Linked DNA regions of Mus musculus: all the other regions are linked to region 1. A link is a loop called in an ENCODE intact Hi-C map of the cell type or tissue named here. Cell type or tissue: left cerebral cortex. All regions are shown on one strand. Each heading gives the region's core, and the rest is flanking DNA. Links, peaks and the distances in the headings are about the cores only.

What was found. Hi-C counts contacts between places; a loop is a spot of excess contacts. Peaks named below come from ENCODE experiments on the same cell type or tissue, not always from the same donor. Only the 100,000 strongest peaks of a DNase experiment are listed, where the experiment ranks them.
Region 2: a loop joins it to region 1, with 4 times the contacts of the local background. A loop is called at or near these places in 26 of 42 quality-filtered maps.
Region 3: a loop joins it to region 1, with 2.3 times the contacts of the local background. A loop is called at or near these places in 3 of 42 quality-filtered maps.
Region 4: it touches region 1 in a loop (4-fold over the local background); 28 of 42 quality-filtered maps call a loop at or near these places.
Region 5: it touches region 1 in a loop (8-fold over the local background); 10 of 42 quality-filtered maps call a loop at or near these places.
Region 6: a loop joins it to region 1, with 5 times the contacts of the local background. A loop is called at or near these places in 8 of 42 quality-filtered maps.

Annotation. Positions count from the first base shown.
Region 1 is chr2:26,638,374-26,643,088 of GRCm38, forward strand. It overlaps Snhg7 (small nucleolar RNA host gene 7), which reads right to left and starts at 1,871. Exons shown (of 4, transcript NR_024068.2): 1 at 1,685-1,871; 2 at 1,057-1,098. Snora17 (small nucleolar RNA, H/ACA box 17) reads right to left here and starts at 948; the gene lies at 817-948. Snhg7os (a long non-coding RNA gene) reads left to right here and starts at 3,748. Exons shown (of 4, transcript XR_003953776.1): 1 at 3,748-4,715. In left cerebral cortex, for the core only: CTCF peaks have their summits at 909 (motif pointing left) and 1,961 (motif pointing left); DNase peaks (open chromatin) are centred at 898 and 1,931; H3K4me3 peaks cover 1,676 bases; H3K27ac peaks cover 954 bases.
Region 2 is chr2:26,900,288-26,905,002 of GRCm38, forward strand. It overlaps Surf6 (surfeit gene 6), which reads right to left and starts at 2,600. Exons shown (of 5, transcript NM_009298.4): 1 at 2,407-2,600. The coding sequence starts at 2,500. In left cerebral cortex, for the core only: no CTCF peak of the experiment used is centred there; a DNase peak (open chromatin) is centred at 2,663; H3K4me3 peaks cover 2,204 bases; H3K27ac peaks cover 1,578 bases.
Region 3 is chr2:27,016,003-27,020,717 of GRCm38, forward strand. Cacfd1 (calcium channel flower domain containing 1) reads left to right here. Exons shown (of 6, transcript NM_029862.4): 4 at 2,371-2,478; 5 at 2,886-2,977; 6 at 4,019-4,715. The coding sequence ends at 2,976. Among named protein-coding and RNA genes, the nearest start is that of Cacfd1, 8.4 kb to the left of the region's middle. In left cerebral cortex, for the core only: a CTCF peak has its summit at 1,965 (motif pointing right); a DNase peak (open chromatin) is centred at 1,978.
Region 4 is chr2:27,040,818-27,045,532 of GRCm38, forward strand. Gm13398 (a long non-coding RNA gene) reads left to right here. Exons shown (of 3, transcript XR_374184.2): 3 at 1-41. Among named protein-coding and RNA genes, the nearest start is that of Gm13398, 6.5 kb to the left of the region's middle. In left cerebral cortex, for the core only: a CTCF peak has its summit at 2,835 (motif pointing right); a DNase peak (open chromatin) is centred at 2,858.
Region 5 is chr2:26,584,466-26,589,180 of GRCm38, forward strand. Egfl7 (EGF-like domain 7) reads left to right here. Exons shown (of 10, transcript NM_198724.3): 2 at 1,120-1,210; 3 at 4,580-4,704. The coding sequence starts at 4,622. Among named protein-coding and RNA genes, the nearest start is that of Egfl7, 3.0 kb to the left of the region's middle. In left cerebral cortex, for the core only: a CTCF peak has its summit at 2,495 (motif pointing left); DNase peaks (open chromatin) are centred at 1,440, 2,217 and 2,427; H3K4me3 peaks cover 3,575 bases; H3K27ac peaks cover 1,087 bases.
Region 6 is chr2:26,447,407-26,452,121 of GRCm38, forward strand. The region is part of intron 1 of 0610009E02Rik (RIKEN cDNA 0610009E02 gene); the gene reads left to right. Among named protein-coding and RNA genes, the nearest start is that of 0610009E02Rik, 3.8 kb to the left of the region's middle. In left cerebral cortex, for the core only: a CTCF peak has its summit at 2,218 (motif pointing right); a DNase peak (open chromatin) is centred at 2,222.

The DNA.
Region 1 (4,715 bases), core at 230-4,229:
CTCCAGCCCGTACCAGCTAGCAACCAGTAGATACCCAGTTTGAAAAGCCATCTCACATCAAGGTAGCTGGAGCATTAGGTAATAAGCTCCACTCATCTCCCCAAAGAGAGGCTTTGAGGTTGTAATGGCTGGTTTTGTGCCAACTTGATACAAGTTAGTCATTAGGAAATGCCCCCATGAGATCCAACTGTTAGGCATTTTCTCAATTAGTGAACAGTGGGGAAGGCCTAGCCCATTGTGAATGGTGCCATCTCTGGGCTGGTGGTGGAACACACCTTTAATCCCAGGCCATAGAGAAACCCAACCTCTTGGTTGGGGTTGGAGTCTGGCTCGGTGGTTAAGAGCACTGACGGCTGAGTTCAATTCCCAGCTCCCCACCATCTAGAACAGGCTCTGATGGCCTCCTATGGCATGCAGGTACAGGCGGAGCACTCAGCACCCTTTCATGGTCTCCGCCTTGACTTCCTTTGGCAACAAGCAGCAGTGTAAGTGTGTGCGGAATAACCCCTTTCCTCCCCAACTTGCTCTTTGGTAATGGTGTTTCATAGCAATAAAACCCCTGACTAAGACAGATACATCCTTGCTTCCACCCACTGTTGTTTTTGAGACAGTCTCTTGACCCAAGCTGGTGGATAAGAGAAACATGTGCCACAACGCTGTGTCCCAGGACCTGGTTTCATGATTTCCAACAGATCAATTTCTCTGTAAACTTCCTCTTTACACACCAGCCCCTCTATTTGGTTTATGCAGAGCCATCAAATGACCTAAGCCAGTCAAAAACTAGGAGGGACAATCCCACCTCCAGCTTTCAGGAGTGTTGTCAGGCTACAAATCATTCAGACGTTCACAGGGCAGAACACTGAGCGTAGACATAGCCTCTTTTCTCTCTGCCACCTACTGACGCACATGTGACACAGCAGCCACACCTGCAACGCCTCTAGGAGCAGGGTGTCGATGAAGCAAGTGCTGGGTGCCACACCGTGACTGTTAATGCGAATCTTAGTAACTTTGAGTCAACTCACCTAATAGCCCAACTCACCTAATAGCCCAACTCACCTAATAGCCCAACAGGCGCTTTCTTTCTGGCAGGCAAGCTTCCTAGGGAAAGGAAAGGAAGAAAGCATTCTGCACACACCCTATCAGGATCACTTTGGGGGACTGCACTAGACTTGTATTTTATTCCTATTCCAATGGGTCCACATGGCTTGTCCTTGCTAAGGCTTTTTTTTTTTTTTTTTTTTTTGGTTTGGTTTTTCGAGACAGGGTTTCTCTGTATAGCCTTGGCTGTCCTGGAACTCACTTTGTAGACCAGGCTGGCCTCGAACTCAGAAATCCGCCTGTCTCTGCCTCCCGAGTGCTGGGATTAAAGGCGTGCGCCACCACGCCCGGCTAGGCTTTTTACAAATAAAACCCCTTTTTCTTTCTCTCCAACTCAGCGGCATTACACTAGACAGAGTACTGTCTCACATCTGAGTTATCTCAAGTTGGTATTCAGCATGCAGCAAATATAGACAGAGTCTTTCCCTGGTGCTCCTTAGCCCTACGAAAGGGAGACCGGTCTGGAGCCCCAACCAGGGGCTTCTGCGTTGTACTAGTCCAGACAGGAGCCTCGGCTTTCCTTCTCGGGACTTCTGGGGGCAGTCCACCCGGCCCTCGGGCACATCGTGAACGCCCTTCCCCTTACCACGCGGTTAGCCTGCTGCACATATTAGGGCGACTAAACTCTCAGAAGGAAAGCACGGTACATCTTCGTTACGATCGTCAGGAGACGCAGTCTTCCCGGTAGCCGGCCAAGGGTATATAGGGTCATCCGCGGCGTCCCAACGGTAACAATGGCGATACAAACATAGAGCCGCCATGGCTGCCGAGAGGCCGAGCATCTCCACGCCACGTCCTTTATAGTACTGACTACGGCAGCCCGCGAGGGACTTTCACTGTCCTCCGAGTGCCGCGCCCTCTAGTGGCTCCTTCGCTCCTCGCCGGCGCTTCTCATAGCCCAGTCGGTTAGAGGCTCATGGGACTCTGTACTGCTTGATCCTAGATCCTGCCTTTCCAAGCAGAACTCAGAGACTTATTTCGAGTGTTACCAAGCTCACAGGACTTTTCAAACGACCCATGAAGTCCTGCGCCTTCTTACGAAACTCCTCGTTTTTGGTGGGGGCAGCCTTGCTCTCCCTGTTCTTAGTGATACTAAAGCTTCCACGCAAAGAGGAAAGGCCAGCTCTGACGAACCAGAATTTAGGAGGCAAGGAGGTGACCAGTTGTTTCCTCTTTTACAAGGACGCTTTGGGGATGAGTCAGGAGGGAGCTCCAGGGAGTTCATGGATTCCAGATGTTTCTAACTAGCCCCGCCTGTGGGGTTGTCTGTGGATCTGAGGCACACAGCAGCTTTTAGAAGGTTGGCTGTCCTCTGCTTCAGGACAGTGCTGGAAGACAAATAATACACTCTGACTACTTGCTGTGTTGTGTCCCGCACAAGTACAGATTTGTCTTTTAAGTCCTGAAACTGATGAGGGCTCCCAGGTGATGGGGTGAATTGTGGGCCTGGGGACACACCATTGAGCACTCTTCTTTTACTGGTGGGCCAGCCCAGCCACACTTGTTAATAGTCCCAAGTTCTTGAACCCTTATATTGCCTGCCTGTCTGCCTTCCCACCTCCCTCTCTCCCTTCCTCCTTCCTGTTTTTTGATACGATGTCTCATATAGCCTAGGCTTCAAACTTGCTATGTAGTTGAAGATAAGTTGAACTTCTGATCCTCCTGCCCCTAACTTCTAACAACTAGATTTTGAGGGGTGAACTGTTATGCGTGGCCCAAAGCCTTGAAACTGGAGTTACAGATGGTTTTGAGTCGTCATGTGGATGCTAGAAATCAAACCTGGTTCACTAAGGAGCGGGCTCTTATCTTAGCCTCACGACTTGTTACCAGTCACTTTTTGTCTTAGTGATCTGTCTTAATTTCCTTTTCTGTAGCTGTGATAAAATACCAAGACAGAAGCAGGTTAAGCAGAAAGTGTTTGGGCTGCAGTTTGAGGTTGCAGTTTAGCATGACAGGGAAGTAACAGCAGTAGGCTTGAAGCAACTGGCCCACATGGCAGGTCAAGGATTAGAGAGTGATGAATGCTGGTCCTCAGATAACCCCTTCTATACTCCAGGATCCGAGCTAGGCCAGAGAATGGTGCCACACAGAAGGAGTTGGTCTTTCCATCTCAATTAACCTAATCAAGATAAGCCCTCCCGTACACCCAGAGGTTCACCTCATGGGTGATTTTAGATCTTATCAAATTGCAAATTGAGATGAACAGTCCCGATCCCTGACCAAAGCAACTTAAAGAAGGAAGAAATATTTGGCTTATAGTTCAAGGGAATACAGTACCGTCATGAGGCAGCAGGCATGGCAGTAGGGCTAGGAGGCAGCTGACCACACAGACCCTACAGTCAGGAAGCAGAGAGCGAGAACGAGTGCCAGAGGCAGTCATGAGGTTAATTGCACAAATTAGCTCCTCTATTCACATTGATCCAAACAAAACTGCAATCTCCTGGACAGAGGGGTGTGGACAATGATTTTGGTGTGGATAGTGGAAGGCAGGATTCTGCTTCCAGAGCAATTCTGCATGTCAGAAAGTTGGAGCAGCAGCAGAGGTAGCAGCTTCAGCAGAGGTAGCAGCTGCGGCAGTGGCAGCAGTGGCAGCAGCAGCAGCACTGGCACCGGCACTGGCAGAGGCAGCGGCAGTGGCAGCAGTGGCAGCAGTGGCGGCAGCAGCAGCAGCACAAGGAGCTGCTAGGCTAGAAGCACAGAGCTGAGCTGAGGCCATGCATCTTTTCACACTCACTGCAGGGCTGGGCCTGCTCTCTGTGGTTCGAGCCACGATGCCTCCTCTGACTCCTGCCAGTCCTGAGGAGGTGATGGCCCTGGGGAGGGAGGACTGAGGGTAGCAACTGGCTTCCAAGCTCAGACCTTGGACTGGGTGTGTCTCAGGCCTGCAGATGGAAGCCACAGGTGATGTTGAAAAAAATACCTCTCTTACGTGCTTGGTGGGATCTTCTCAGGTGGGAGTGGGGCTTGAGCAGGTGTTCCAGGCCATGGTCATGTCTTTCTTCTCACTGTGTGCACTTAGAGACTAAGAGGCTGCTGGGGGACAGGGGAGGCTTGCTAGATGGACGCTGTCCTGGCTCTAGCTGGACTCCCAAGAATAGCCTGCCTTCCTTCCTTCCTTCCTTCCTTCCTTCCTTCCTTCCTTCCTTCCTTCCTTCCTTCCTTTCTCTCAGTGTGTGTGTGTGTGTGTGTGTGTGTGTGTGTGTGCTTCAGAGACACTTCTTATATTCTTCCAATGAGTTGATTTCAGATTTCATCCTGGGTAAGGCCCCTGTGACTGTTGTGTATCTGGGAGACAGAGCCAACTTCCTAATGATTTCAGGAGAAACTGAGAAGTCTGTTCCTTGCCACACCTCAGCACTTTGACTGTAGACAGTGAAGCAGACCGTGGTCAGTCGGTACAGTCATGGTTCTCTCAGGTCACCTCCTCAGCCATGTCCATTCTGCCCTGTCCTCCGGCTCAGCTCCCTGAAGTGAAAGGTCAACCTGTCCTCCAGATCACCTTTCTCAGTTCCCTCTGGATGCCTGTGCAGGGTCTGTGGTCAGGGCTCTTCCCAGGAAGTGTTTCTCCTAGGACGCCTGTGCCCTGTCTGCTTGGTTCTACCTACTGCTGCTGTTGG
Region 2 (4,715 bases), core at 240-4,239, 260 kb after region 1:
ACCACCTCTTCTAAGTAATGACAGTACTGCCACACACTTTCTCCTCACTGCCCAAACCTCAACACTAGGCTCATGGACAACAATTTCCTCCTAAATAAAACCTGCCAGCAGGGTGTGGTGGAGCACGCCTTTAATCCCAGGACTCAGGAGACAAAGGCAGGTGGATCTCAGTGAGTTTAAAGCCAGTCTGGTCTACAAAATGAGTTCCAGGACAGCTAGGGCTACACAGAGAAACCATGGAAAGACAAGACAGAGGGAGGAAGGGGAAAGGGAGAAAGGGGGAAAAAGAAAGAAAGGAAGGAAGCAAGTATACCAGCCTTCACCTTGGAGGCGCGCTCCTTAAACTCAGGAACCAAACACCAAGGCTTAGAAGTCCCTGAAACTGACCAGATTCACTAGATCCCCTCTTCCCCAAGCATAGATAAGAAGGCAGAGCATCACTTAATCAAACAGAAGTACATGAAATAAATACTCTCCAACTTTTGAGCTGCCTGCAAGTTGTGCAGTGCACTTCAGGTTTCCAGCTTTTGTGATCCATCACCCATGCTGGGGTAGACTTTGGTGGTAAAGCTGTGTTTGAATCATTTCCACTCCTGTGAGTCACCCCATAAGGCTCAATTCATTTGCCTCTCTGGACTTCAGCAGTATTCTGCCTTTGGTTCTGCCAGAGATTTCCTGGAAAGAAGCTGTCTGCAGACTGACTCCTCCATGTGACTAATAGATAATAAACGTTTTGGAATATACTCACTTAGCAGGCCAACCTAAAAATTAAGAATGCTATCAGCACCAGGCACACCTTTAATCCCAGCACTCCACTTCAGAGGCAGATGCAGACTAATCTCTGTAAATTCAAGGCCAGCCTGGTCTACAGGGTCCAGGACATTACAAGCTACACAGAGAAGCCCTGTTTGGGGGACGGGAGGAACTGCCATCAGCATCTAGTCCTAAAGAAAGCTGTCATTTTGCTATATGACCTGGTATACACTCTAATGTATTTTAAACCTGCTTTGACTTTCTTCGTTCTGTCAAACTTCAAGAAACTACTTCAAGGAATATTTTCCCTTGGAAAATGGGACTTGGGGAAACCTAAACCCATGTTTACAGGCCACCATCATTCTAAATGGGCTCCAGACCAAATGCTTCATTGTGCTCACGTGCAGCATGTGTGTCCTGGCTGAGCAGGTACTCATGTGTCTTCCTACATGATACCACACAACAGCTCTCACACACATTAGGCAAGTACTCCAACACTAAATCATACTTCCAAACCTCCTTTTTCTTTTGGTAAATTTATTACATTTTAATCATGTGCACCATAAATGAGGGTGGCTGATGGGAACAATCTGGTCCTCTCCTAAGAGCTGTAGATACACAGAACTATTGCACCCTCTCTCCAGCTCCGTTTGTTTGTTTGTTTTTAACACATGATCTTAAGCCAGGCGGTGGTGGCACACCTGGGAGGCAGAAACAGGTGAATCTGAATTCAAGGCCAGCCTGGTCTACAGAGCAAGTTCCAGGATAGCCAAGGCTACACTGAGAAACCCTGTCTCCAAACAAGCAAACAAATAAAAGGGGTCTCAGTATGCAGTCCTGGCCATCTGGAATTCACAGTAATCTTTCTTGCTTGTTTGCCAAGTGCTGGTGTTAAAAGGCTTGCAGACCACCTCCCACCTGTGCCTCCCAGACTCGTTTACTTTTATGAGTGCTGTTTGTAAGTATGTCTGTGCATCAAGACCATCCCTGGTGCCACTGAGAGCCAGAAGAGTGTTAATGAGTCCCTAGAACTGGAATTAGGGGCTGGTGTCAGCTGCCATGTAGCTGCTGGGAACCAAATCTGGGTCCTATGCAAAAGTAGCAAGTGCTCTTAACCACTGAGCCATATCTCCACCCGCTCCTTTTACTTTCGGAGAGTTTCCTGAAGTTGCTCATGCAGAGGTGATCACATCCTGTAGTCCTGACAGGCAGGCGGGTCTTGACCTCGAGGTCTTTCTCCTCAGCCTCCCTACCAACCAGGCCCAGACGCAATTAACATTTTATGATTTAAGACTTGCTTCCACTTCCAAAGATAAGGAAATGTTAGCGCTTTAAACTAAACAGCCAAGAATGGAGTGTGCGTTCTTTCAACACAAGAAACACATTCACAGACAAGGGCTGAAAAACACACACGCCAGTAAGAAAACTCTTCACACTTGTAGTAGCAAGCCCGATTTTCTTTCCGTTCGAGTCTGGTAATTTCCTAACTGCCTCCCACTCCTTCAGGGCCCAGAGCTCAAGCTTTTGCTGTCCCCGCGAGTACCCACCCGCTCGAACTCATATCCCTTGCGGGGGGTCCGGCCCCGACCTAGGACAGCGGGCTCCTTACTGACGGCGTCTGCTCCCAAAAGCTGCTCGAGCCGGATGCCTTACCCCATGTGCTCCTCTGTCGTTCAGGGCCAGGCTGCGCGCAGATCTTCTTGGCCAAGTCCTGAAGATAGGTATCCTTGGCCAGGAGAGAAGCCATGCTGCCAACCAAGGCTGGGACCAGAATAGGAAGCTCCCGCGGTGGAGCCCCGCCGGAAGCTCCGTACACGCAGGTACCACCAGTAGAGCGGCGTGACCCCGCCGGAAGTATCTTATGCGCAGACGCAGCCTGGAGCACCGGAAGCCACCCCCAAGGATTAGCCGTAATCTAAACTCCAGGTTAGCAAACCAGCCAGCCAGCCCCGGAAGCCACAGTGTAAATCCGCTAGCAGCTGCTTTCCTCTCGGAGCTCAATTAGCCATGCCTGACGGGCCGGCTACTCCTCAATCTGGAGGCGTTTCTCTGAAAATGGAGCCTGTAACCTGAGAGGGCTGGGCTCCCACCGAGCTTGAAGCCCTCAGGGCCGGGCAGACCTGGGCTACTATAGCTCTTTCCCTACTGCTGGACTGAAGGTCAGAACCCCGCCTGCAGGGGATGCCCAGCATCCTATTGCCACTCCCGCCACACAGAGCAAAACGCAATCAGGTATAAAAAGACGTGGGCCACAACTAGAGACCTGAGTATGGCGTGGATCTTAGATTACATGCGGTAGCAATGAATCTCAATGGTGATGAGCCCTTAGGAATAAGAAACTACTTGCAGATGGCGTTAAAGCTACTTATGAGGAAATGAAGGGAAAGGCAAGCCCAAAGAAGAGCCTGCCCGGTAGTTTTTTGGGTGTGACCCAGCAACTCAGAAGTTCATGAAAAAAGGTGACACACAACTTACATCACTTGTGACTCTGAATTTCTAGAACACTAAATCCCCAAGCAGTATCTCCAGGGAGCTCTGGCCCTGGCCACGCAAGCAGAGGAAAGACAATGGTGCCCTTTAAAGGAGAAGTTTCGCTTTTAAATGTGAACGACAGAATTGACTAAACAATAAAACACTGTCTTTCACTAGGTGGCTAAGCTTTCTCCAGGGCACTTACAAGCTCTTCCAACAGTTAACACTGCTTTGGCATCACTGCTGGAAAACTCCCTCACTGGGGCAGTGACTTGCCCCTAGCTACACATTCCAGTGCTATGTTCTTTTTGGCTATTGTAGGTGCTGGGTCACCTGGTGACCAGCCTATGTTCCTTATAGACCCAGGACTACAACCATGGATGAGGCATGCTGATGGTAGTCAGGAGTGACAGGCTGAATGCACATACCTGCCCGAGAACCATGGTTTCTGTATGTCAGCCGTGAGCCTGGTACTGAGGGGCAATGGGGTCTGAGCTCCCGGTTTCTAAGATCTTCGCTTCTGAGCAAGACACCTCAGCCTTTCCAAGCCCAAGGCCAGTCCTTCTAAGATGCAGGCATGATAGCTCTAAGTAGGATGGCAAAAATAGGTGGCATCAAAGGTACAGGTGCTGCAGTCATATAGCTTGCAGTACTAGCGGATTCTTCATCCATTTATTTTATGTCACGGATTTACTAGATGCCAGGAACCCAAAGCTATATAAGGAGGGGCCGTCCCACTGTTCCCTCCATGGGTGTCAGGCCTCTTGGTGTTACTGTGCTCCTCACATGCGCTGCTTTGTGATGGACAACTCCTGGGAGAGGTTACCCAGCCACTCTAAGGACTTGGAGCTGTTGGAATCCCTCGGCGTCTTTTGGTGTCTCTATTGCCAACACTGTCTTTGCATCTCTGAGTCTCTCACGCATGTGTGCAGGTGTGAATGGTGTGTATATGTATGCCTGTATGTGGTGGACATGTGTGATGAAGTGCCAGCCTAGGCCTCACTCTCCCATCTCCCCCTTACTCCCTCTTCCCATCAATGTAGTATTCCCTGCCCTGAGCACAGTGGCTTAGGTGACTCGGCCACACTGTGGGTTTGGTTGGCCAGGTTTCAGGTCACAGTTTTCTTGGCTGTGGGATGATGCTAGTGTCTACTTGAAGATCCTCCAGCCACATGAGAGATGTGAAGGGGTGGTGGCTCAGTGGCTGCTTCCCCACCTCTAAGGGCTCTTCTTCCACCCCAGAGGCATGGTAGGGAAACTGGAAGCCCCCATCTGGACTCTTTATTTCCATTATAACAGTGTTCAGCCCTGATTTTGACACCTGTTACTACAGAGACATCTTTGGGCCTGCACCTGTCCCACAGCCCATACTACCTGTGATCAGGGGTTGTTTACCACCCCAGCCCCATCTCAGGGCAGCCCCGAACTGGAGTCCAAGTGGCTAAATTGAGCCCCTGAAGGAGAAGTGACCAGAGCAGAGGACACTACTA
Region 3 (4,715 bases), core at 186-4,185, 380 kb after region 1:
TTCCCTCTAAATCCACACTTCTCTGGTTCTGGCAAGTGCAGCGTGTCGGACTGCAGCACTTCTGAGATAAATGTAATACCTGGGGGCCTCCGAGGAAGGGCTTTCCCATGAGAGCCTGGCTAGACAGCAGTACTCACTGTAATTACCAATATTGTCATTAAGATCAGGTTCCCCTCCCTCAGGATTGGTGGGACTCAGAGGCTTCTGCAGGGAGAGCACACAGTATGTGCGCCTGCTGACAGTCTTCTGCTGTGTCTAAAATCAGGGGATCATAGAGTTAGAAAATTCTAATCAGTGTAGCATGGTTGTATGTGTGTGCAAGTGTGTGTACACATGCACGTGTACATGCATGCGTACATACAGGTGGGTGTGCATGAGAGTGGAAAAGACTAATGTAGACATCAGGTATTTTCCTCAGTCATTTTCTACTTGCTTTTAGAGACAGGCTCTCTCACTGAGCCTGGAGCTCACATATCTGGCGAGACTGCCAAAGCCAGTGAGCTGTAGGAATCCACCTGTTTCCACCTCAGCAGCCCCAAAGCACCTGGGTTTGTATGGGGCTCCAAACAGGCTCTCGTGCATGTGCAGCAGGCACCAGCTAAGCCATCTCCTCACCCCTTCCTTGTCTTTGCCTTTCCCTCTGTATTTGAGATGGTCTTATTATGTAGACCTGGCTGGCCTTGAACTCACAGAGATTCATCTGTCTCTGCCTCCTCAGTGCTGGGATTAAAGATGTGCACCACCATACCTGGCTTTCTTTGGATTTTTAAGATGTGTTGTCATGATGCTGACAATAGTGTATGTTTACCAAAAGTCATTTGTAAAGTAAAAACGGTCATTCCGGTCCTCACTACCTGTTCATCTATTGGCATGCGTTCCTCCGGTCTAAGTGCAGACATGTCTGAAGCTCCTCTCTGACATGCTTATAACTATTACACATAAGTTTGTACCTGCTCTTTTTGACTTGCTGTGGTTTCAACATCTTCAGTATTGTCATAAAAATGATGCCATTCCTTTTATTGTTAAGCACATTTATTCAGCTGTACATACTTACTGGCTTTGTCTTAATTTGTTAGCTGGTGTCAGTCGAGTCTGGTGAACATCTGTCGGCCAAGCTAACCATGATGCCATCCTTAGGAGACGTTTCCAGGTGTGGAATTACCAGACTAGGTTATGATCGCTCAAAAGATCTTAACATACGCGACTCAGTTACTTCCCCAAGAGGCATTCTGGGTGTCTCTCTCCTCCCCATCCAGTGCCTGGTGCTACTTTCATATGTCTAAGAAGTAAAATACCCTCCTATGGGTTCAATTCATTTTCTTTTTCGAAGGGTTTCTAGCTTCTGGTCCACTCTCTTGAGAGCTTTAATGTGTGACTTTGCAGGCTGTGTGTTTTCAGTATTAAAGACCTCAGATTCCTTTGTTTCGTTTCCCATTCAGATTTTTCCAGCCTGTCATTTGCCTTTAATGCTAATGGTTTGCCTCGTGATTTCTATTATTTTATTATAGAGGATCCTCAACTTAGCTTCCATTTTGATAAAATAAATATCCTGTTGAAAACACGGTAGCACACCTCACCTACCAAACACGGCTGTCACTAAACTTCACCATGCTTAAAGCCCTGATGCTGGCCACAGGGGCCTGGCCTGGCATCTCATAAGGTGGCCGCAAAGCTCAATATCTGCCGAGTACCGCAGTCGCAACCATCCAAGTCAAGGACATGCTGCACTTTGAAGCACTTCTGGCTACACAGACATCTGCACCTGAAGTCCAAGGAGTGCAGTTGGCTCTGAGTATCATCCTCGTGCCCAGTGAGCCTCCTCCCCAGAAGTGACTGGACTAAGGGCTGAGCTGCAAGCTCCATCATCTTCCTGGGTCAGCGAATCCACAATTCACCTCATGTTGGAAACATACCATCCCTCAAGATTGAGCTGCAGAGGTTCTTAGGGCTGTATGAACCCACCACTAGGTGGCGCCAGGCTGCTACTGAAGCCCCATAGTTGCACTGGGTCCAGTGTTCCTGGGGTTGGAGCTGGGAGGACTTGCTGAGGAACAGCTGGCCCAGGGTTACTGAACTGATGAAAGCGTTCATACAGTGTTTGGGATGTGGGTGTAGGATAAATGGCCATCTGCCCTCACCTAGATGTCAGGACCTCATTATACGATGAAGTGGAGCCTTGACAAGCTCACTTGGTCACAGGGCTGTACAGCTGGACTGTACCCCAGACCCTCTAGGCCTAGTAGGGGTATTTACCCAGCTCTTTGCTGTTTAACCATGAGTGGGTCATAGATCTTGCCACAAAGATCTGATACAGCTTTGGACTCTGACCCCAGAAAGGATGCGATTTTAGGGATGTCTGTTTTCTCCTAGGATGGCCATCGTCCCCATCGTCATGAGCCTCACCCTGACTACACTGCTGGGCAATGCCATCGCCTTTGCCACGGGGGTGCTGTATGGACTGTCTGCCCTGGGCAAAAAGTGCGTCTACAACCTAGTCCCGGGGTGGAGCCTCCTCTGCTGCCCCTGCTGCCCCATCTGAAGTGGGAAAGGCCTGAGTGGGACCCTTTGTCTAGTTATGCAGTGGCCACAGGTGACTTTATCTGTGCCCTCAGGAACAGAGGCAAGAAATGAGGGGACAGCCTAGGTGGTCCCTCTTGCCTAGTTTATACACAGTGAGGTATGCACCAGACATTGCAGCCAGTTGCAACCCCTTCCCTTCAGCTCAGTCAGTGCCAGGCAACGTGTATCTGTCTCAGAGTAACAGTGCTCTGCCCCCTTGACCAGGGCCTCTGGGGAGCACAGTCTACAGGTCATGCCTGGGGTGCAACCTGGGAGTGGGAGGTGGGAGGGCTAGGCCCATAGAACACCTGCTTTTCTCTCTCCAGGGGCGATGCCATTTCTTATGCTCGGATCCAGCAGCAGAGACAGCAGGCAGATGAGGAGAAGCTGGCGGAGACTTTCGAGGGGGAACTGTGAGGTGAGGCAGAGTGGCCTGTCCTCATTGCCTACTGCCGTTGGGGTCTGTGAATTCTGGAGAAGACTGAGTGTCAGCTCTGTTAAATGGCCTGGGAGAGGAGCACCTGCAAGGAGCACTCCTTGAGTCTTCCTGTGCCTCCCTGTTCTCCGGACTCTTGAGCCTGGAGCTCCTGCCCCACTAGCACCGAAGGCCTGGGCTATGGATGGGATGAACTCACTCCTGTCAGCCTGCGGTGCAGAGTCTGTGCTGGTGACCCTCCCCAGACCTAAGAGCGGCCTCCCCTGAACACACCGCTCCTCACTTGGCTAAGAGGCCTCACCCAGGCTTAAGTCACTTTAGGTTTCACGCTTTTCAGGTTCAAGTTTGTGGAAGTTAGGGCTTCAGTTCTGCTCCATGACCTGTCGTCAGAGCAGAGGAAGAGTACAACAGTGTCCTGAGGCCAGCTACTGCCACCAGGAGCAGGAGAGATGGCTGCTCACTTGAGAATCTACAGCACTCCCAGGATGCAGCATCCTGGGCAGAAGAGCAACCTTGGGAGTGGCCAGAGGGCTGCTGGAAGGTCCCTACCGCTCAGTGCTAGAAAGTTGTGTATGTGTGTCTGTTTGTCTGGTATGATGTGCTCTGTGTGTGTGTGTGGCTGTGTGTTTGTCTGGTATGATGTGCTGTGTGTATGTGTGTGTGTGTGTGTTTGTCTGGTATGATGTGCTGTGTGTGTGTGTGTGTCTGTTTGTCTAGTATGATGTGCTCTGTGTGTGTGTGTCTGTTTGTCTAGTATGATGTGGTGTGTGTGTGTGTGTGTGTGTGTGTGTGGCTGTGTGTTTGTCTGGTATGATGTGCTGTGTGTGTGTGTGTGTGTCTGTTTGTCTGGTATGATGTGCTGTGTGTGTGTGTGTCTGTTTGTCTGATATGATGTGCTGTGTGTGTGTGTGTGTGTGTGTGTGTATCGCTGCTAGTCTGCACTGAGAACCTCCTTGTCAGGATGGCAGGTTCCTTATTAGTAGGGATTAACCTCAGGTATTCTTCCCAACTTGCCCCTGGCAGCCTGGAGCCTTTGGAGAGCTGGGCAGAGACCAGACCCACCCTACACAGACTTGGCCCCTTCTCGGGTACCAGAGCACAGAGAGTAAGCCTGCATGGTTGGGACAAGGAGAGCTGTTTCACTGGCACATGGCTCCAGGGACATGCCTTGCTGTCCCCTCACCTTTCTCTGCACTGTTCTCTTCCCACTGTCCTGTGACACCGGCATCAGTGGCTTATTAGATGAGTCCTTGGCCATTAGGCACATTTGGTGGCCTGGCTGAAGATGATGTGTCAAGTGCTGAGCCCTGCCTCCCTCCTGCACTAGACCTTCAGCCGGACCTGTCCATGGAACCCAGCCCTGGAGTCACTGAGTCTCCAGGGAATCCTTAGCTTCTCAGGGCTTGAGGCCCAGAGGAGTAGACATTCATTCTCCTTGGTATAGAAGCTCTGATCTGTGGACTTTGGGGATAGCAGAAGTTCTCCAGAGAGCCTGGCCATGCTGAACTGGGGAGTGGCAGAAATGTAATAGTGTAGCTAGCTTAGGGGGTCATGTGCCTTCACCGTTCATCAGAGGCTATTTTTCTTGAGCCAGAGATAAGTTTCAAGGGCTCTGTGTATGTGTGTCTGTATATGTTGGAGCCTATGTTCTCAGTAAGACCTGTCTACCTCCCAGGAGGAGAAAAATCCCCACCTGCTCCTCTGGTTACTTGGGTAGGCA
Region 4 (4,715 bases), core at 352-4,351, 400 kb after region 1:
TTATGTATGCATGAGGATAATTATACATGTGTATGCATTTATCCGTGTGGTGTTTGTACTACGGTAGCAGCAGGGGTGAAGGGGTGGGAAGGAGTGTTCTCAAGAGCTGGAGTAAAACTGCCTATGAGCCAGGTCAGACATGGGAACACTTACAGGGAGAGTGCAAGGGGCTCACAGGCGCAAGACCAGTGCCTCCTTGGGGCAGACATGGCTTTCTGTTGTTATGGAAGAGAGTAGCTGGAAGCAGGTGGACACTCAACACTGCTGTGACCTTTTCCACTTATTAAGTGGACACAGGTTCTGGGCAGGGTTGCCACTAGGCTATAGATAGAAAAATCCTGGGCTTTCTATCAGATAAACTGGGGCTGTTGACTTTCTTCTCACTTGGGATAAAGGGTTTTAAGCACTGTGAGGTGCGTGTGGTATGCTCCAGAGCCCAGTAACCCTCGCTGCATCACCTATGTATCCTGAGGGAAGGGGGAGACATAGTGTTGCTGTCTTCAGAGGCAGGCAGAGGTGGCTCTCAGGACAGTTGGATGGTGCTACTGCCTGGCTGCCTTTCTTAGATAGGCCAGCAATCATCTGAGAGGGGAAAGACAGGGATGAGGAGGGGAAAGGCAGCCCAGGGTAGGAAGCTGAGACCATCCTTGTGGCAGTGATGAGCAGTGCCAGGTCATCCACCCATATGCTACCAAGTGCCTGGGACAGCCCTGGGACCCCTGGCTACTCCTCATCTTCTTTCTAGCCTCCTGTAAGGTTCTTCAAGGTCAACTCACAGTGCTGGAGGATCACCAGCTATGGGGAAAAAGGGGCGGGGTAACAGATGGGGCAAGAAAAGGGATCAGCACACAGACTACAGCTGGGCACCTGTGCAGAGGCCGGTGTCCCGGGCCGGGTGACTGCTCATCCTTGAAAGGCAGACGTCCTTGGGAGCCATGTTCTGGGAGACCCCTGTTTTCCTGTATGTCCCCTCCATTCCTGACACATTTATAGGACTCCAACCCACTCATAGGTGTTAGGAACATCTTACATAGGGGCAGGAAGAGGGAACAGGGGAAGCTGCTTTGTCCCCTCCACTGCCCCATCCATTTCTATACCTAGGCTCCTAAGAGCAGCTCCTGTTTGTTCCTGGGGTAACCCGGGATCGAACCCTCCCAGTGCGACTTGCCCTCTACAACCTCTGTCTCCTCATCTATACGACTAAGCCTGCAGAGTCTTAGCTGATACCTGTACCTGTCCTGCCCGGCGGGCACCCACCTCCTTGTGGCTAACACCCTCCCCAGGGTGCCGCCAGCTCTGTGGCCACTACGTAGCCACGGCTGCTTTTCTTGCTCAAGAATGACATTACGTTTTTTGGATAGCTGGGTACTTCTGGCCAGAAGTGGGCTAAGCCACAGTGCCACTGCTCTGCCCTGTCCCTCCCTTGAGTATTCACCAGTCTCCTGCCGTCCTGACCAGCCAACGTCAGGGTCAGGTCAAGACCCTGCCTGCTCCTTGTTCAGACTGAGCCCAGTTGGAGCCCCTGGGGCCGCAGGTGGCCTGGCACACTTCCTTTGAGTTATTTTTGGCTGGAGCTGGCCTGTGGACTCCTAGCCAAAAGCAATTAATAAATTTTCATCTTGTTTTGCTGACAGTTTAGATGATGCCCCAAAAAGTTCTGTCGGGAGGCCTGAGGGCACCTCAGGGGAGCAGAGGTGGACACACTACCTCCCCAGGGAGGGAGTGTGTGTGGTTGGAGAGGCAGAGGTGGTCAAGGCTGTCTGTTTATGACTGTGATGTGACCTTTCTGCCCCTATTGTCCTTTGTCCTGTACCAGCAGGGGACATTGCCTCCCACCTACAGCAAAGGACCCTGGGGTGCCCAGGATTTGGCCGCAGTCCTGGAAACTGTTTCGCAAGGGAGGCCAGGGTTTGCTCTGGGAGTGAAGGCTCTGTTTTTTGCCTCTGGGTAGGATTGGCCTTACAGAGGGTGAACCAGGTAGATGCTGGAAAGCTCCAGAACCCAGCTGGGATGGGCTTGAGGCCTTCTTCCTTACCCTGTATCCAGGCAGGATCTGCCCCTGCAGCTGTCCTCTTACCAGCAAACTGAGATGAGAAACAGACTCCAAATGCCCTCACTGCTGGAAGCTGCTGGGGGTGGAGGTGGTGGTTGGAGTGACTCTCGTGGTCTAAGAGCAGCACATCCTAGCCCTAGCCGGCTAGCAGTGGTTACGGTTCATACAGTGCTGAGCCCTTTTGCATTTGGTCTCATGGGTGCACTCCACACTGGCGCCCCTTTCCACCTGATTTCCTCACGTTCTGTCTCCTCTCTCCAGTCATAGACCTCACTGTAAGCAGAATTGAAAGCTGGGGATCCAGCCTCCACAGTGAGACATAGCCTAGCTCTTCATCCACCAGGGCAACAGCCTGCACACACAGCTGACTGGCACTTTCCCTTCAGCCAGTTTCCCAGGGTGCTGTTTGAGTGGTGCCAATTGGACATAGTATCCTAGCATTAAAGATGGGCTGACTACACTAATGCATCATATCATGGGGATTCTCCCATGGAGATGCTGTCTTGGCTATCTGTCTCTGTCTCTCTGTCTCTGTCTCTCTGTCTCTCTCTCTCATTGTTTTTGTTTGTTTGTTTGTTTGGTTGGTTTTTTTTTTGAGTCCCCTTCATCTAGATATAGACTGAAACAAAAATCACAGTCTACTTTGTACTGTCAAGGAAGGACCTTGCCCATTAAGGAGATCCTAGTGTCCAGGGGCTGGTGAATTGTGTGCACGTATACTCAGTACTGGGGCCTGTACTCCTATGACCTGTGCAATGCAGGGCCCTATAGGAGTTGTGGCCAGCAGGGGGCACTTCTGTGCTGGGCCTGGAGCTCTGCTGCTGGCTGATCACAGAGGCTGCTGAGATACTGCTGTTCCCAGACTGAGCAGCACTGAGCATCCAGGCAGGGGCGGCCAGCACTTCTGCTCATCTCTCTTTTTACCCTCTTTTCTCTAGTTAGTAGTATAGGTCCCTCTTTGTGCTGCTCCTCCCAGCTCGACTCTCATCCCTCCTGTTTAAAAGTCTAGACACCATATCTACGTTAACCCCCCCCCCCCAGGCCCTAGGGACCGGGCTGCAGATTGGCTATGTGGAATGGCCGGCAGCTCAGCAGTACTCTGGCTTGAGAATCCATCCTGGTTGCATTTGGATGGTGGGGCTCATGTGAAGGACCCCTCTCTCCCTAGATCTAAGTGTGGCAAGCCTCACACACTTTCCCGGCTAACTAATACTCCAGAACATGCAGGTTCTCAGAGAAAGGCTAGTCCCGATACCAAATGGCCCTTCAGAAGTGCAGAGGGCACTCTCTTGGATACCTAGGGTCCTTAGCCCCAGGATCCAGTGCTCCATCTAATCTGTATGAAGTGCCACGTGCTTCTGTTTGCTCACTGGTGCTCAGGACTGGCATCTGCAAGAGTTCTCCTCCTCCACTTCACCCCCAAAGCTGGCTGGCCTGGTGTAGACTTGACCTGGAACCAGCTCCTGGCCTCTGGGAAGCCCAGCTGTAGCTGCCTTGGCCTTCCCCCCAGCAGGAGCTGAAACCCTTGACTTCTCCAGTCTCTGGCTGGCGAGCAGCAGCCAGGCCTCCGGGAAGGATTCCTGGGGTGCGGTGTTGGTGGCTGGCTGCAGTACAGGGCATGGATCCCTGCAAGGCAGGCTCTCTCCTGGGAACTCTTGTCTGTCTGTCTGTCTGTCTGTCTGTCTGTCTGTCTTGCTCCAGCTGATTGGGTGGTCTGGGAGGGGACAGATGTGAAGCAAGCATGTGTGCAAGCATGTGTAGCTGGTGTCTGGTAGGTACTCATGGGAAACCACACCTCAGGGACACCGTGTGTTTAGGGACCATGCTGGAACAGGACACTGGTGTATCCCTGGAGGGACAAAGGATGTTAGAACCTGCTGTCAAGGCTCTAGTCACTTTTTATTGACCTTGGACACAGCACCCAACTTTCCTGCCCTTTAGAAGCCTCTGCTGTAGAATCGGGTGGCAGCCCAACCCACCAGGAAGGGCCATCTCAGAAGTTAGATGGACTGTTTCCTGCAGTGGATTGGGAACCACAGTGGCCAAAGAGCCAGGCATGAAGCCCAGCAGGGTGCTGCAATGGTCTTTTGTTTATCGGTGTACCTACAGTCCTCTACCACACATGGGTAACTGAGAAAGTTCATGAACTCACCCAGCATCACCACTGACCTCTGTTGCTAGTGAGTTAAAATAGAAATTTAAAGTATTGGTACAGCCTGGATAAGAGGTTGTAAATATGGCTCAGCAGATGCAGGGCTTGCTGCACAAGCTTGACGATCTGGGTTTGGATCCCGCCACCTATGTAAAAGCTGGGTCCAAGAATAACCTCATTTCTGCAGGACAGAGAGAGGCAGAAGCCTGGGGGCTTGCTGGTGAGCCAGACAGCCAAAGCAGCAAGCTCTAGGTCCAGTGAGGAGCCATGTTTAAGAATTAAATAAGGTGGCAAGCCATAAATGAAGATACCCAGGGCCCATCTCTGGCCTCTCCAAGTGTATCTGCACAGACACAAAATAAACAAAGCTGCAAACAGCTAAGACCTGGGTGTTCTTCACACATCATATTCTGAGAACTACTAGATCTGGGCTGAGGACCTGGAGGGGAAACTGAGGCTGTGATACTGAGTCCTGGCTTTTAGGGTTCTGTCAGGCAGGCAGACACCTCC
Region 5 (4,715 bases), core at 256-4,255, 54 kb before region 1:
AATGGAGGTGCCGGCCAGGAACCAGTCCCTAGAGTGGGACCCCTGAAGTCACATTTGTAACCTGGATGAGCCATGCACATCGAGGGGCATAGAACATGGAGCTAGGGTGAGCCTGTCTCTTGTGGGCTTTATGCTTAGGGACAACTTCATGGGGTGCAGTGGGGTCTATCTCGTCTTTGTGACACTTCTCCCTATTCTCCCTGTTCTCTGGCCTCAAACCACAGGGGAGCTTCTTGAGCCCCCCACCCCCACCCCCATGTCAGTAGCATCTCTGGGAAGTATACCTTCTCTAGACTGCCTAAGCAACGGCAGAGGGGGACCAGTAAAAAGCTACCTGAGTTGCCATCTGCCCAACAGACGGGAATGGCTGGCCAAAGGTTCAAGTGACCACAGCTCCAGGAACCAAAATGGGATAAGGGCAATCGGCTGTGCAGGGTGTTCTCAGACACAGCTCTTTTTTTTTTTTTTTTTTTTTTTTTTTTGAGACAGGGTTTCTCTGTATAGCCCTGGTTGTCCTGGAACTCACTCTGTAGACTAGGCTGGCCTCGAACTCAGAAATTCGCCTGCCTCTGCCTCCCAAGTGCTGGGATTAAAGGTGTGCACCACCATGCCCGGCTGGACACAGCTCTTAAGTGATAGATGCCCTGCCAGGAGCCCCTGGAGCCCCAGTTACAACAATGGCCACAGGTCCAATTGCCAGGAGGCTCTCTAGGGCAGGGTGGTAGCCATTGCTCAGGAACCCTTCCCTTCAGTGTCTATGCATAAACAAGGTGGACCAGAGCCCAGAGCTGTGAGGTCTCTCCTGTTAGTGTACAGGCTCTTTACACAGTGCTCAGCTTCATGAGGGGAGGGGGCATTGGTTCTATTCAGCAGGGTTCCTACCTATCTTTACGGAACTCAGAGATGCAGGCAGCGGTCACATTTGACAGATGGTGGGAAGGTGGGGGAATCAAGAGTATAACTAGTTAGGGTACCCTGTAGTTTCTGTTGTCAGGGGCTGTTTCTGCAAGCAGATCCTGAAGGCCAAATCAAACTGGGACGTGATGGGGTATGGGGGGGGGGTCTGGACATGAGAGAGGAAAGCAAGGCCCCAGTTCATGTTCCACATCTGACCCGCAGCCCCCGGCAGCAGCAAGACGCTGGCTGTTCCACCTGCCCACAAGAACAGCCACCACCAGTACCCAGGGGATGACTAGCGGCCGGACCACAGGTGAGTCCCCAGTAAACCTTCTGGGCAGCAGCCAGGAGTCCTGCCTTGCAGGGAGCATGCACAGGAACGTGTAAACCAAGGCACGGCTAGGGTTGGAGAAATTAACAAGGCTTAGGCACCCAAAGAGCTGGGACAATTACAGAAGCAGCAGAAGTGGAGACTGGGAGAGAGAAAAGATGACCAATCCAGAAGTGGAGGGTTGTCAGCTCATATGACGCCAGGGAAAGTGGCCAAGGGTGTCAGCAGAGAGCCCATGTCTGCCAAGGAGGCTTGCGCTCACACCTAGATCTCATCTGTACTCAGCCCAGTGATCTCAGTCTAGTATTGTGGCTGGGTGTGTCATGATGCCCACCTTTTGCATGGCTCGAGGACCAGTCTGACTGGGGGGGTGGGGGTGGGGTGTTTCGAGACAGGGTTTCTCTGTATAGCCCTGGCTGTCCTGGAACTCATTTTGTAGACCAGGCTGGCCTCAAACTCAAAAATCCACCTGCCTCTGCCTCCCGAGTGCTAGGATTAAAGGCGTGCGCCACCATGCCCGGCTTCGTCAGGCATCTTGTTGTAGTCTTCTAATACCATTCAGGAGCAAGTCATCAGTCAGGAGGCTCGAGAGTTAGCTAAATCCTTGTGGGAGCCATTCATGGCTTCCTGACTCCTAGAACTTGTTTAATCCTACAACCCCCCATCAGTCACGTGATCCCTCTGCAGGCCTGGGATCAGTCAGGATGTACAAAGGAGGCTCGCAAGGCGGCACTTAGAGGCTGGGTTGCATCTAGATCACCTAGGTCTGACTTACTCGCTATAATACTAGGGAAACTGCCGCTGCACAGACTCAGTTTTGCCATCCGCGAAATGGGGACGAGCACATCGGGGAGCCCGTGGGGCTGGGGTAGGGCTCCGACGCAGCTATCAGGTGGGGCGGGGCCGAGGGCGGGGCGGGGCGGGGCTCGGGTCCCCCACAGCGCGGCGGCAGCGGCGGTGGCGGCGCGTGCGCGCCCCGGACCGCGCGGTGAGTGCGGAGATAGCCCGGGCACCAGGGGCGAGGGTATGGAGGCAGCCCGGGCGGGGCAGGGGTGACCCGGACTGTCGGGTGCCGAGATCGGGGGCGGCCACTCAGGCAACTCCGGGCGATCGCAGGGACCGGAGAGGTGAGCGCGCGAGAGCCATGGCTGAGCCGCGCTTGGACCCCACGCCCCAGCCTAGGTCCTGCAGCCGCCGGGAAAATGAGCCCAGCGGTCCTGAGAAATGGCGACCCCTGCCGGCGGCCGGAGCGCCTCTCCCCTTACCCATCTTGGCTATACGACCCCCACCTGGTCACAGCACCCCATAGCGTAGCTCAGTCCGGTCGGTCGTCCTGGGTCAGGGGTGGGGGTTGCCACACTCTCCCCTACCGCCATGGAGCCTGGGAGGGAGCAGGGTCCGGGCCATGGAGAGGACGCCCCCACCGAATCTGATCACCGAACCTGTCTGGTCTCCACACCAATCTGTGGGCGCTGATGTCTAGACACTACTGTAGCAAAGGGACCCAGGGCCCTCTCACTATGGTGTCCAGATCCCCCCTCTGCCGCCACAGCACCGCACACTCCCTCCCGGTAGGGGGCTGTTGAGTCGTAGGTGGGAAGGGAGGATGGCTGGCTGCTAGGGCCCATGGTGATACTTAATGGTTCAAGATTACTTGTAAACCTGCAGGCCACATCACAGCCTAATGCGTGGCTCACCCAGTAGCTGAGCACCAAAGGAAATGAACTTCCAGCCCAGGGCTGCTTTGGCCTCTTCTGCCCTTGGGCAAAACATGACTTTTCAAAAATTGTTTCTCTTGCTTTAAAACACAGTCCCCTTTCTAGACAGCTTATCTCTGGGAAGATTTGTGGGGGCAACGATATCTGGAGGGAAACCCTCCAGGCGCCAGGCACACAAGGATGGTAGACTTCTGACGCCCTCCCGCCCATGCCACATGCTGACTTATCTTTCTGGGTACTATTCCTCAGGATCACTTGGTTTTTGCTTGGCAGGGTAATTCTTACCCGCTGAAGGTGCCCTCCCCCCTCGGGGTTAACTCAGCTCAGACAGATTGCCACATATACCCCTGCCCAGGTATTTCCCTATGGTCTTCTTGCCCCCACATTAAGTCTCAATTACTCATCTCAAAGCCCCCTGCCTTCCTGCTTTGCTTCAACAAATATGAGGTTCAGCAAAGAGGCTCCTGGCCTAGGACTGCAGCGCAGGGCTGAATAGACAGAGTGAGAAGTGGGAAGGATCTTGCTTGAAGAGGGGCTTGGCCAGCAGCTAGAGCTCAGAAACTATTTAATATCACCACTGTTTACTCTACCAGAACTACTGATGGCTACCAGCCTTGATACCCTAGTGATGTCTTTAAGAAAACTGAGTCTCAAAGTAAGGGATTAGCTTGGGCTCATTTACACATGTTCCCTGGCCCCTTCCTTTCTGATAGGGGGTTCTGTAGGGTTGTATGGGGCGTGGGGTGGGTAGGTGGAGCTGCCTCTTTAAGAAGCCCTGAGAAGAGCCCTGAGTGGAGCCCCGTCAGCCACCTGCCCCCGACTCTGTGTAGGACAGTGAGACAGCTGTCCGTCCCCTTGCACATGTCTGACCCAGCACTTCAGCACTATCACAGACTTTAGATCTGGGGACATTCCTCAACAGCCTTCCTGCCTCTTAACACAGCCAGAAGAGGGCTGGAGATGGGCTCCAAAGGCGGTGGGGGGGGGGGGGAGGTTCCCCAGGGGTAAGCACATGAGGGCCACTGCCCTTGCAGGTGGGAGGTGTTTGTACACATGCTCTGGTCCACGAGTGGTGCCCTGTGAGCTGTAGATCCCCTTGCTGCTCAGATTATTCACACCCCACAAGGGCCTTGCCTGTGTTCACCTAGAGGTAGCTGACATTTGTGTACTGTGAAATCCATAGTGCCCTGGGGCTTGCCAAGCCTTTGCCAAACGGGCACATAGGATGGCGAGTTTCCTGCTGCACTGGATTCTGCTCCATCCACAGCATTCCTTTTCCGACAGTGAGAGATACCAGAAAGCCCTCACTCCTGCTCAGGGGGAGGACTGGCTTGGTTGCTCACTCTGCCCAGGCCCCGCCCAGAGCCTCAGGGGTTGCCTCTGACCCTAGCAGGACTCAGGTTTCTCCTTCCCCAGGAGTCCTGGTCAGCAGGCCTAGCTCTCTGTGGTTGATAAGGGACCAGCTGAGCTGGTAGAGATGGGCCAGAGGCAGGAGAGAGCTGTCACTGCCTTTGAATGCTATCCCTGGGATAGGGGTGGCTTCAGAACCCAGGAAGTGGCCAAGGGCACAGACTCTGCTGGAGGCCTGAGCCGGGGGTTCCATAGGAGACTGACAGGAGACATTTTGCCTTAGGCCACAAAAAGAAGAAGGCTACCCCACTTACAGATGCAGACCATGTGGGGCTCCGGAGAACTGCTTGTAGCATGGTTTCTAGTGTTGGCAGCAGATGGTACTACTGAGCATGTCTACAGACCCAGGTGAGGAAGGG
Region 6 (4,715 bases), core at 502-4,501, 190 kb before region 1:
CCACATGTAGCTGTCAGTGCATTCCCCCCGGACAGTCCTAGCCTAGATGCTGTGTACTTGACATCCCTTACTCTAGGGCTTATGGCCTCCTTGAGTCAGGAGGCCACAAGGTACTGTTTCCTTTCTGGCACTGAGAAGCCAGGGGCAGGCCTCTGAAGACTGCTACAGGAAGAGGTAGTAGTCTTGGTAAAGAGAGGGTGTCTCTTGGCCTCGAGCCTCTGTCCCTCATGCCTGCTAGCAGGTGTGGTTCCAGCCTCAGTGTTCCTGATAGTCTGTGCCTGCTCTGTTTTTGGCACCATGCTCAGCCCCTGACAAACCCTCAGCATGGACATAGAACCTGAAGAGAAGAAAGTGTCAGCTCCCAGGAGACAGGGCTCCCTGAGTAGTCCCAGACAAAAGTGTGTTAGGGCTACAGGGGTAGAAAGAACTGATGGGGGGAGGGAGGTTTCCTAAAGGATAAGGAGGTGATGGGCTGAGGAGAGTTGTATGCCATTTGTTTCCAGGCCCTATAGTGTATACCAGTGTGCCACCCAGGCTGGCTCCCACGTGGCCAAGGTGAGTGGAGATCCTTTCTTGAAGCTTCAGGCCAAACCCCTGAGAGCAGTGGTAGGCAGCATGAAAGGAGCCTCAGGCCAGTTTCACTTTTTCATGTGCCCATAGTACAAGGCTAGTTTGCAGATGGAGCTCCATACTAGGCAGATGCACCTTGGCAGCCCTGCCTTCCATGTATCTTAGGCCCCTGGGTGCTCACTGTGGGTATGAGTGAGGGCTGACCTGTGGACCGAAGGTACCAACCAGAGAAGCCCTGGCACTTTATCCCTCTCCTGGGCTGCTGAGAATGGGGCTTGCAGCCCTTCCTCCCCACAGGAACGGACACACCTTTGGGTACCCCTCCCCCAGCTGCTAAAACAGATAAATGGCTTGAGGATTTTGTTGGGTGGTCCAACTGTACTGTAAGATTCTAGAAGCCAGAGATTCAAGGGTGTTAGACACCTGCATTTTTTCACCCATGAAAAGAGATGGTAATCAGAACCTGTCCAAGACTTTCCTGAAGGCTTCTGGAATTGTCATGGATAACAGGGGCTCAGAATCCACAGTAGGCCCCTCCCTTCCAGGTACAATACCTGTTAACTACACTACTATCAGCTTCCTGGCCTATGGCTTCTCTTTCATGTTTCCAGAGTCCTGCATAAGGCTTGGCTTATTCTGTGTCTCAGAGGACATTTTTAGATCACAGAGCCACCCTATAGGTGATAAGCAGGGAGTAGGGATGAAATAGAAAACACAAGGCGAATGTTGACATCACACTAACCCAGGGGCACAGACAGTGCAGGAAGGTCTCCCAGTGCACATTCAAAGGTGATGCACAACTGTACTCCAGGCACTGCTGGCTGGAATTGGGACAGAGGGTCAATTGGGAATTAGGCTACTCCTCTGTCCTGGAGCAGGTGTCAAACACTAGGAAGCTCCAGATGTGCCTCTTGAGAGGCACTTGTCAAAGCAGGGCAGGAGCTCTTTGGGACAGTCTGGGTAGAGCCTCTGTATCAAAAGGGAAGGGATCTTTGGTTGTGGGTCTGTAGGTCTGCCAAGGGATATTTGCTAGATATTTGGAAGTAAGGGAGGTTCTAGGGGCTTTTCAGATCAGTTTGGCCTGCTTGAGTTAGCCTGGGGCATCCCAGGCAAGTGGTATTTCTGGAGCAAATGTAGAGCCTACCTTAATGAAGCCCTTGGGCAGAGATTGAGTTTTCTGGCAGCAACTGCTTCTGATAGCACCAGCATAGCAGCAAGGCATGAATCTGAAACAAGGGTAGTAATTCGTATTGTATGGGTGGACTCCCTAGGAGTCCAGGCAGGAGGGAAAGAACAAGGACCTTGATAGATCCAGGAGGAACCCCAGTGTGCAAAAGGTGCCATGTGCCAAACTGGCTGTGTCCAGGGATCCTGGAAAAGTGCCCTGCCAAACCCCTCTTTCTCCCTGAGCACCCATTTCTGATTTTGAAGTGCTTGTGGACAGCATAGCTAGAGAGATCCCTTCCATTCTTTCTGGGGGAAGATGACCTCTCTCGTAGATCTGGGAGTCATGTGGCTCTGGATCTAGTGAACCAACTTGAATGAACTGTTTCATTCAGTTTCCTTGTATGCATCATGAATAATATCTTGGGATGGACACAAATGCCATCTGGAGAATCTCTTGCTCGCCAGAGGCACACTAGTGGAACGCTGCCAGCAGAGGGAGGCAGAGAGCCACCTACAAATCTACCTACAAATTATCCATCCATTGAGGGCTCCTTCCAGATCCTATCTCACTTGAGTTAGGTGCAGGTGTTGCATACCCTGCAGACCCCCCTAACCACACACACACACACACACACACACACACACACACACAGAGCAGCCCTCGCAGAGGGAAGTCTTTACTTCTGGACTCCCTGGAGGGGGTGGGCTTACTAAAGATAGCAGGTGCTGCATAAATGCTCTCTGAGTTGAGCACATTGGAGTCAGAGAAGACAATGGATTTCCAAGCTCTGAGGTCAGAGACAGAATCCTCAACCTTGTGGGAGCCTGTGGCATTGCTTTCAAGGTAGAGGAAAGGGCCTTGTTCTGTGTCACCCCTTCCACCTGGCCTGCTGAGGCTAAGGTCAGAGACCTTTTCTCTCCCCTTCCCTTTTCCAGCTTAAGAAGATTGTATTGATGGGGAGTAAATAAGTAGCTTAGGTCAGACTTGTTTCTGAGTGCCAGAGTGTCCACAGCTCCAGTAGAAAGCATGCTCACCCCATGCAGAAGAATCTCATGAGAAACAGAACACAGTCGTCTTTTTTGGGGGGCGGAGGGGGGGTTCGGGGTTCGAGACAGGGTTTCTCTGTGTAGCCCTGGAAGTCCTGGAACTCACTTTGTAGACCAGGCTGACCTCGAACTCAGAAATCCGGCTGACTCTGCCTCCTGAGTGCTGGGATTAAAGCCATGTACCACCACACCCGGCATAACACAGTCTTGTATTTGAAATAGTCATAGAAATAGCATGGTGTTGTAGAGAATGGATCTCACAAGCACTAGAATCTAAAAATAAGCCTTGAGGTCAAAGTTGTGTGAAAGCTCTGAACCCTGAACTTTGTGGAACACTCTAGGTGGTATGTGCACATAAAAGCATTGAAGCAACCATTCTTGGCCATCTGTGATGGTTTATATATGCTCAGCCCAGGGAGTGGCATTATTAGGAGGTGTGACCTTTTTGGAGTGGGTGTGTCACTGTGGTTGTGGGCCTTAATACCCTTGTCCTAGCTGCCTGGAAGTCAGTGGCCTTCTCCTAGTGGCCTTCAGATGAAGTTGTAGAACTCTCAGCTCCTTCTGTACCATGTCTGCCTGAATGCTGCCATGTTCCTGCCTTGATGATAATGGACTGAACCTCAGAACCTGTAAGCCAGCCCCAATTAAATGTTGTTTTTATAAGAGTTGCCTTGATCAGGGCTAGTGAGATGGCTCAGCGGGTAAGAGCACTGACTGCTCTTCCAAAGGTACTGAGTTCAAATCCCAGCAACCACATGGTAGTTCACAACCATCCACAATGAGATCTGATGCCCTACTATGGAATGTCTGAAGACAGCTACAGTGTATTTACATATAATAATAAATAAATCTTTAAAAAAAAAAGAGTTGCCTTGCTCATAATATCTGTTCACAGTAGTAAAACCCTAACTAAGACACCATCTCTCAATGAGTTTGTGGTGACCAGTGACTGTGTATGCTGGGCTTGGCTGCTAAGGAATGTTCTTAAAATCCATTGTGATAACAATAGCCATGCTATTTCTGGGTCCTTACCAGAAGTGAGTTCTACACAGATGGCCAAAGCATCCACACATAGACCTTGGAGGTCACCCCTCACACAGGAGGACACTCTAGGGACCTTCTATCCCACAGCTGCCAGGTAGTCCATGAGAACACCACCCGTGAGGGTGGTCAGGAATTAGGACAGGACCACATCATCTTTAAAGTGCAGGTGGAGAGAGCAGCATCCCTGTCCTTGATCTTCAAAACGGAGGGATTCTCTGGAGAAGCTCCACACAAACCTTTCGAAATCCACAGTACACATAGCTCAGTCGGGCTTGAGGATACTGTAGTAAAAGAGCCCTGTTTCCTAACTCGTATGCAGCTGAGGATTGGCCTGGGTCTCCACAGCTCCACAGGGTGGGGTCTGGAGTCACATAGTAAAAATCTCCCCATAGAGTGTCCCTGATAGCAAACTTTGCAAGACTCATGGCTGGCTGGTTCCCGGAGTCTCAGAAGGACAGCAGCACTCCATCACTTTTGATTGTAGGCATAACCCTGCTGCTTTGGCTGGGTTTATGGCACTAATACCCTTGGGTCCCTCTTTGTGCTGGACAAAGCAATGCAGAGCCACATTTGGTGCCTCCTTTGACAAGAAACAACACCAGCATAGCAGTCTCTCCCCTCACCTTCTTTATTCCTTTGCTTACATCTTTATAGACAGGATCTGGCTTAGAACTCCTGAACCTCCTGCCTTTACCGTCCTCCCCTTCGCCCCCCAGTGCTCCCAGTACTACATCTGGCTCCATGGGTTGTTTATCTGTGCTGGTGGAGATTAGCCTGTCTGGGATGACATTTTGACCATGTGTGGCCTCTAAGCACCTTCAGCATGGCCAGTGCAGATGGTGATAATGCAGGTGAGCTGGCACAGTGGGTAAGGGTGCCTGCTGCCA